2 separate regions of the Homo sapiens genome follow, and region 1 is linked to region 2. Evidence: chromatin loops called from intact Hi-C (ENCODE). Cell type or tissue: mammary epithelial cell. All regions are shown on one strand. Links, peaks and the distances in the headings refer to the core of each region. The heading gives the core; the rest is flanking DNA.

What was found. A loop is a pair of places that touch in the nucleus more often than their neighbours do. Peaks named below come from ENCODE experiments on the same cell type or tissue, not always from the same donor. Only the 100,000 strongest peaks of a DNase experiment are listed, where the experiment ranks them.
Region 1: a loop joins it to region 2, with 7 times the contacts of the local background. A loop is called at or near these places in 1 of 110 quality-filtered maps.

What each region holds. Positions count from the first base shown.
Region 1 is chr12:67,160,270-67,163,188 of GRCh38, reverse strand. No RefSeq gene overlaps it. Among named protein-coding and RNA genes, the nearest start is that of CAND1, 110 kb to the left of the region's middle. In mammary epithelial cell, for the core only: a CTCF peak has its summit at 1,667 (motif pointing left); no DNase peak of the experiment used is centred there.
Region 2 is chr12:67,065,825-67,068,743 of GRCh38, reverse strand. It overlaps a transcript of GRIP1 not described here. Among named protein-coding and RNA genes, the nearest start is that of CAND1, 200 kb to the left of the region's middle. RefSeq lists enhancers at 353-857, 858-1,364. In mammary epithelial cell, for the core only: CTCF peaks have their summits at 252 and 1,067 (motif pointing right); a DNase peak (open chromatin) is centred at 1,073; H3K4me3 peaks cover 1,455 bases; H3K27ac peaks cover 1,054 bases.

The sequences.
Region 1 (2,919 bases), core at 312-2,811, 94 kb before region 2:
GTACTAAAAGCATATAAAAATTAGCCTTGGCTATTTGCTTTTGTCTCTGGCATTCATCCAGAATATACCCCAGTGTATTCATTTCCACACACAAATCTTTATTGTCGTCTTCCTTCACAACCCCCACTGGGTACTCCACAGCTCCACTCTTGATTTTTACTTCCAATTCTGATCTTTCATGCTGGACACGTATTACGACTCTTGGACACAGTGACGATATTGGCTTTCTGGCACCATGCGCCTCCACTCTGGCTCTGTCCAACACTCTACCCCTGCTTCCCATATCCATGTTGAATCCCTTGGAAAAAGGAGATGTTTTTGTTTCAATTGATTTAAGACTGGCTCCCTCCTACCTTCAGGTAAAGACTGATAAATTCAGGGACATCATGTAGTTTCATGGATCATGCCCTTGTTCAGGCAACTTGGGTGCACACTTGACCTAGTGCCACTACTGTACAAATGAATAACCACCCTCTGCTGGGCTTTATATTAGAAAGCTTGTCAAGATATCAAGAGACTAATGGAGTTCTTTATTCATGACCTTTATTCATTCTCCTCAGCCTTTTCCACTTAAAAGTGTTAGCCACTTGAGGGCAGAGACTTCAGCTTGTTTTTTCTTAGCTTCTAGAAAAGAGCCTGTCACATAAATATTTGTAAAATAAGTCACTGAAGAGCCATGTATCCCATATCCTCTCTCCAAGAAATTCTGCCACCAGCACTGCTTAGACTTTCTTCAAGTCTCCACTTTACCCCTCTCCTATTCACTAAAGCCTATGTAAATTTGCAACAAAGAGGAAGGGGACCTTCTTCTCTGTAGTGAAATAAAGTAGTCAGCTGAACTCACCTGATTTAGCACCTGGGTCTTAGCAGACATAGTCACTCTTATTGCTCAGAACCAAGGCCTTCTGCAAGTTCAAAGGGACTACCACGTTGTGGTAGTAGTTCCTCCAGCCCTCTACAACCTCCCACAGCACCTTAGGGTTCCGTGAAAATTGCTGTGGTCTAACATGCTTACCATTCAAGATAACTAGATACTCTCACTAATCCCTATTACGGACCAGTTCCTTAAAATTTGGGCTTGATGAAATAAGACTTTCAGAAAATCTACAACGTTGGGCAAAACAAAAAGGGTAATAAGTAACAATGGCTTCAGAGAACCATCTCAACCAGTTCAAGTATTTAATGATAATTTTCAGATTGTCCAATATCTCTGTCATCTTCTAATGAGTTATAAATGGGATGTTCCATGACTTGATAACTTTCTAGATGGGAACTTTTCTTTTTCTTTTTTTTTTTTCCATTTTTTGAGACAGGGTCTTGCACTGTCACCCAGACTGGAGTGCAGTGGTGCAGCCATGGCTCCCTGCAGTCTTTTGCTCCCAGGCTCAAGCTATCCTTGCACCACAGTCTCCTGCGTAGCAGCTGGTACTACAGGTGCATGCCAGCGCATCTGGTTAATTTCTTAATTTTGGTAGAGACGGCAGGGGGTTGGCTCATGTTGCTCAGGCTGGTCTCAAACCCCTGGGCTTAAGCAATCCTCCTACCTCAGCCTCCCAAAATGCTGAGATTACAGGCATAAACCACCATGCCAGGCCGGAAAGGTTTCCTTATGCATATGACCTCCAATAAGCTCATGGTTCATGGACTGCTTATTGTAGTGCCACCTCCTGGCCAAATCTGAGAATGTGGAAGACAATCCAATGATGTCAAAGAAAGTGACCACAATTTTAATGTGAAAGTGCTCTACAAAATCAAGAACTCCAAGTTATTCCAAAACTGTTCTAGTTACAGGTGGTTTCTGGGGTTTTCTGGTCATTTATCTTTTATTTCCGTAACCCAGTGATTCTCAAAGTGTATTCCGCAGACCAGCATCATTATCTAGGAGCTTGTTAGAAAATCACATTTTGGGGCCTCACCACAAACCTACTGAATCAGAAATCCTGGTGGCAGGGGACAGTAATCTGAGCTTTTAAAGCCCTCCATGTGATTCTTATACATGCTCAAGTTTGAGAGCCAGTGTTATAACCAGACTATTCTTGAAATCTTTATGTGGAAAAAGGGTTTTCCTGGCACACAGACATCACAGTTATTGAAAATCTCATTCATCTCAGCTCCAAACCCTACCTACTCAGACCCAACCTGGTTCTTCATTAACCTTGATGATACCTCAAACATCATTGTAGGAAAGCATATTCTTTGAGAAGCACGCCCAAGTTTGGGTAGGCTTTGTTTCTTATTATTTTTCTAGAAGGCAATCACAGCCCAGGCCAATTACTCTATATGAGAACAAGTGGTATTAGGCATCACAGCCACATTTGAAACATGTGGTGATCTTCCTAAGTGACCCTGCATGGTGCTCCTAGGCAACCACGAATAGCCGAGGGAAATCTACAGACTCAGTTCATGGCAGCTGAAATGGACCACTTAAGCTAATACATGTATTACATGCTGGACAAAGACCTGCATGACCTTCCTCTGAAAACCAGAATGTCAGGGGACAGAAGAAACCTGCAACCCCAGGAAATCCTCTGACACAAGCGTAGCTAGGGAAGATGATATGCAATGGCAGCAGCAGAAATCCAGTTCTACACAGGGATAGTCATTGAGTCACGGAGTGTTGATGAGCTCTACAGCCAGACCAAATAGGCCTAAGGCATAAAAACCATTTCAGTGGCCACTCATTTGATTTGAAATCCTCCAGCACAGCCCTCTCTGCCATATCCATCATAGGTCAAGGAACCACTGAACTTGCTCACCAATGCAAATGTGTCTGCAACATCATCACCCTTCATTTTTAGCCTTAGTTTTTTTCCCCAGCCACAACTGCATCTCATAGGTGAGAACCCCTCTTTCAGCAATGACACATTTATTTTTCTGCCTTACCTCTGCGATTCCTGGTCCAACACAACACCAACCATG
Region 2 (2,919 bases), core at 111-2,610:
CGCTCGCACGTGGAGCTCCGAGCGGCCGTCTGTGGGGTGGGTGCTGGGGGGTGATGGTGGGCATGGAGGGGGGTTCCTGCAGTGCTTTAAGTGACTTTTCAAACTTTCCTCCACCTCCCGCGGCCACCCTCGCGTTGTCCCCGCCTCTGGCTGGGCTGCGACGGCATTGCCAACCCAAAGTTGCTGGAGATTCATAAAGAAGGAAGAGGAGAAGGAAGAGCGTAGGGGAGGCAAGGGGGCGCTGCCGCAGGTCTCTAGAAGGGGAGAGGAGGGGAAAGATTGTCCCCTCGATCAGGGTCTGGGGCTGGGAGTGACTGCTTGGAGATGAGTTATGCCCCAGCGCAGTCCCCGCTGTCAGTTTAATACCGCAGGACTGCGGGCTTTTCTTAATTACTGTCTATTTTCTTTGCAAAAGGCGGCTCTCTGCCTGGTGCCTTGCAGCCCTTTTGTGCTTCAGCTTGACAAGTGTGCTGGACACTTTGCTTTTAAGTAACTTGCGGAGAGGAAAGTTGAAGGCCTTTTGCACCTTCAAGGCTTAGTTCTGTTGAGGTCATTTCATGGTGTTTGGATGGTGCAGAGGTTGGCCAGGGAGTTCAGCTTGGTAACCTGGATATGATGTACTGAGTGCACCAGAATTTCCTATACAGGCCCCATGGGGCTAGAGGGATGTGCACGGTGGCTCTGCTAGCATCCAGAGGAACGCTGGCTGGCAAGGTCCACCAGGGTTTATCCCTTTGCTTCTTCTATCCTGTCCTGTCCTGTCTTCGAGGAAGGTGCTTTGGAACCGGATAGGTTTCAGGATGCAGGGGCTCCATGGGCTGTGGGAAACAGCCGGTGCTGAGGTTAAGCGGCGCAGCGTGGGTAGGTGGGCGAGGAAAGCCAGAGGAGGCCGGCCAGTCTGGTGTGTGGAGAAGGCAGTGTTGTCAAGGGGGCTTAATGCAGCAGTTTGGTGAGCTGGTATGGACGGTGGCTTGGTTATTGGGCATGTTAAAAGTTTCAAGCTTTTGAATAACACTTACTACTGAAGAACCAATGTACAATTTCCAGTTTTTCTCTAGGTGGCACAACCTGTCTTTGGTTTGTATCCTGTTTAATGACTCAGGGAATTCATCCCTTTTTAAGCACCTCCTTATTAGATATGTGCATTCATTTTCCAGCACACTTTCTGGCAGGTGACCTTACGTCTACCCATTCAAAAGGCACCCCTGCTTTAGGAATGCTTCTGCTTCTCCCTTTAGTAAATCATATCTTTAAAGTTGCAAATAGCAGTACCAATAATTTATAACCAGGTAAAAGCACTACATGAAAGCATTCTGTCAAGCATGGAGTGACTGTCCTATCAACTAAATGTCACAATGTACTTGGCATTAAATGTATCAGTTTGCTTAAAAAAAAAATCACCATGCTTCCGACAAGTTTTATCAGAATGCTGAAGTGGGTAGATTTTTGGATTGTCACGAAATGTACTTGTATGTCTTTTGGAAATATATGGTAACATTGAAAGATGATTGTCTAATCTGCTTGGTGGAGATAAGACTGAAATTCCTCCAGAGCATAAAAATCTGAGTAAGAAATTGAGTGTTCTGCCTTATCTCCCCCAATAGGAGAAAACAAAAAATGTTTGTTACTTTTTGCCTTTTTTCACTTTAAAGGTTTCTTCTTTCTCACTTTAATTAAGAGATGCTTTTCTAAATAATTAGTATATATTTTTGTTTGGTTGTAGCATTTCTTTTTGAAGTCCTGCTTCTTTTGGAATGGACAAATATATGGTTTTGTTTCTTTCACAATTTCCTGTCTAACTGGTGTTTGTGTTTCAGTTTGTGTGTGTGTGTATATATATATATATATATATATAAATATATATTTAAACTGAGCTGCCTATGTGACTTGTAATGCATATATCAGAGGACATTGCTTGAGCTTGGCTTATCCTTTTGGATGAATTTCAGTGTAAAGAGATGAGAGATGTTTTCTATTTGTATTTCAGGTCAAATTGTGTTAAGCTTTTCCCTTGACCCTTGAAATTCTAAGTGATTCAAATAACGTTGAATTGGATTCTTTTAAATATAAACAAAAAGATTAAACTGTCAGGTTGGTCAGGAAAATAATGAACATGGAACAAATACATTTTAAATTTTGTCTTGGATTAACATTAACCAAAAGGTCAATTTCGAATATCTTACTATTAAATTCTAAGGTTGGTTGTGCTCATCTAAACCACTGCGCTTTCCACATTCCCCACAACCCCAATCTACATGTAAACATTCTAAAACCCATTATGGAGATTACTCTAGCATAACATTTTTTTCATGTAGATTTTATTTAGTAAAATCTCTTCTTGAGATGTAACGCAAATTAATACAAGATGCTAGCTTCTTTGAGGACCGCATATTTGAAGGAGTATGTATCTTAGCCTTATTCCTAAAAAAGAAGAAAAACATGCCAATCTCAATTCAAAGATTGAGGGAACATGCTTTTGTGTTATTGCCGCATACAAAAAGAGGCTTGGTTGTTCTATGTAATTTCATGTCGTATCTACACACCATTCATTACTCGGGTTCATCTCGAAGGCCTGTGTCAAGATGAAGCTATTGCTATGGCATGCAATGCTGAGCAGAGAAACTGTAACATATGGGTTGTTGCAGTAAATGCAGTCACTTCCAAAATGACATGTTAAGACTCACCCATGTACGCTAACATACTATTAAAATTCAGAACACATTTCTCCATCCTACCCACTACCCCTGACTTTCTGCCTGATCTGCTAAACCCAATCCATTTAGAAGCCACTTAATACACTTTGGGGTAAATGTTTTAGGAGAAGAGAAATGTTTCTGAAAACTGTCCTGTTTGATATCTCTTCCAATCAAATTAAATTAAGTAATGTATTCATTGTTTTACATCTGCTTATTAGCTGAT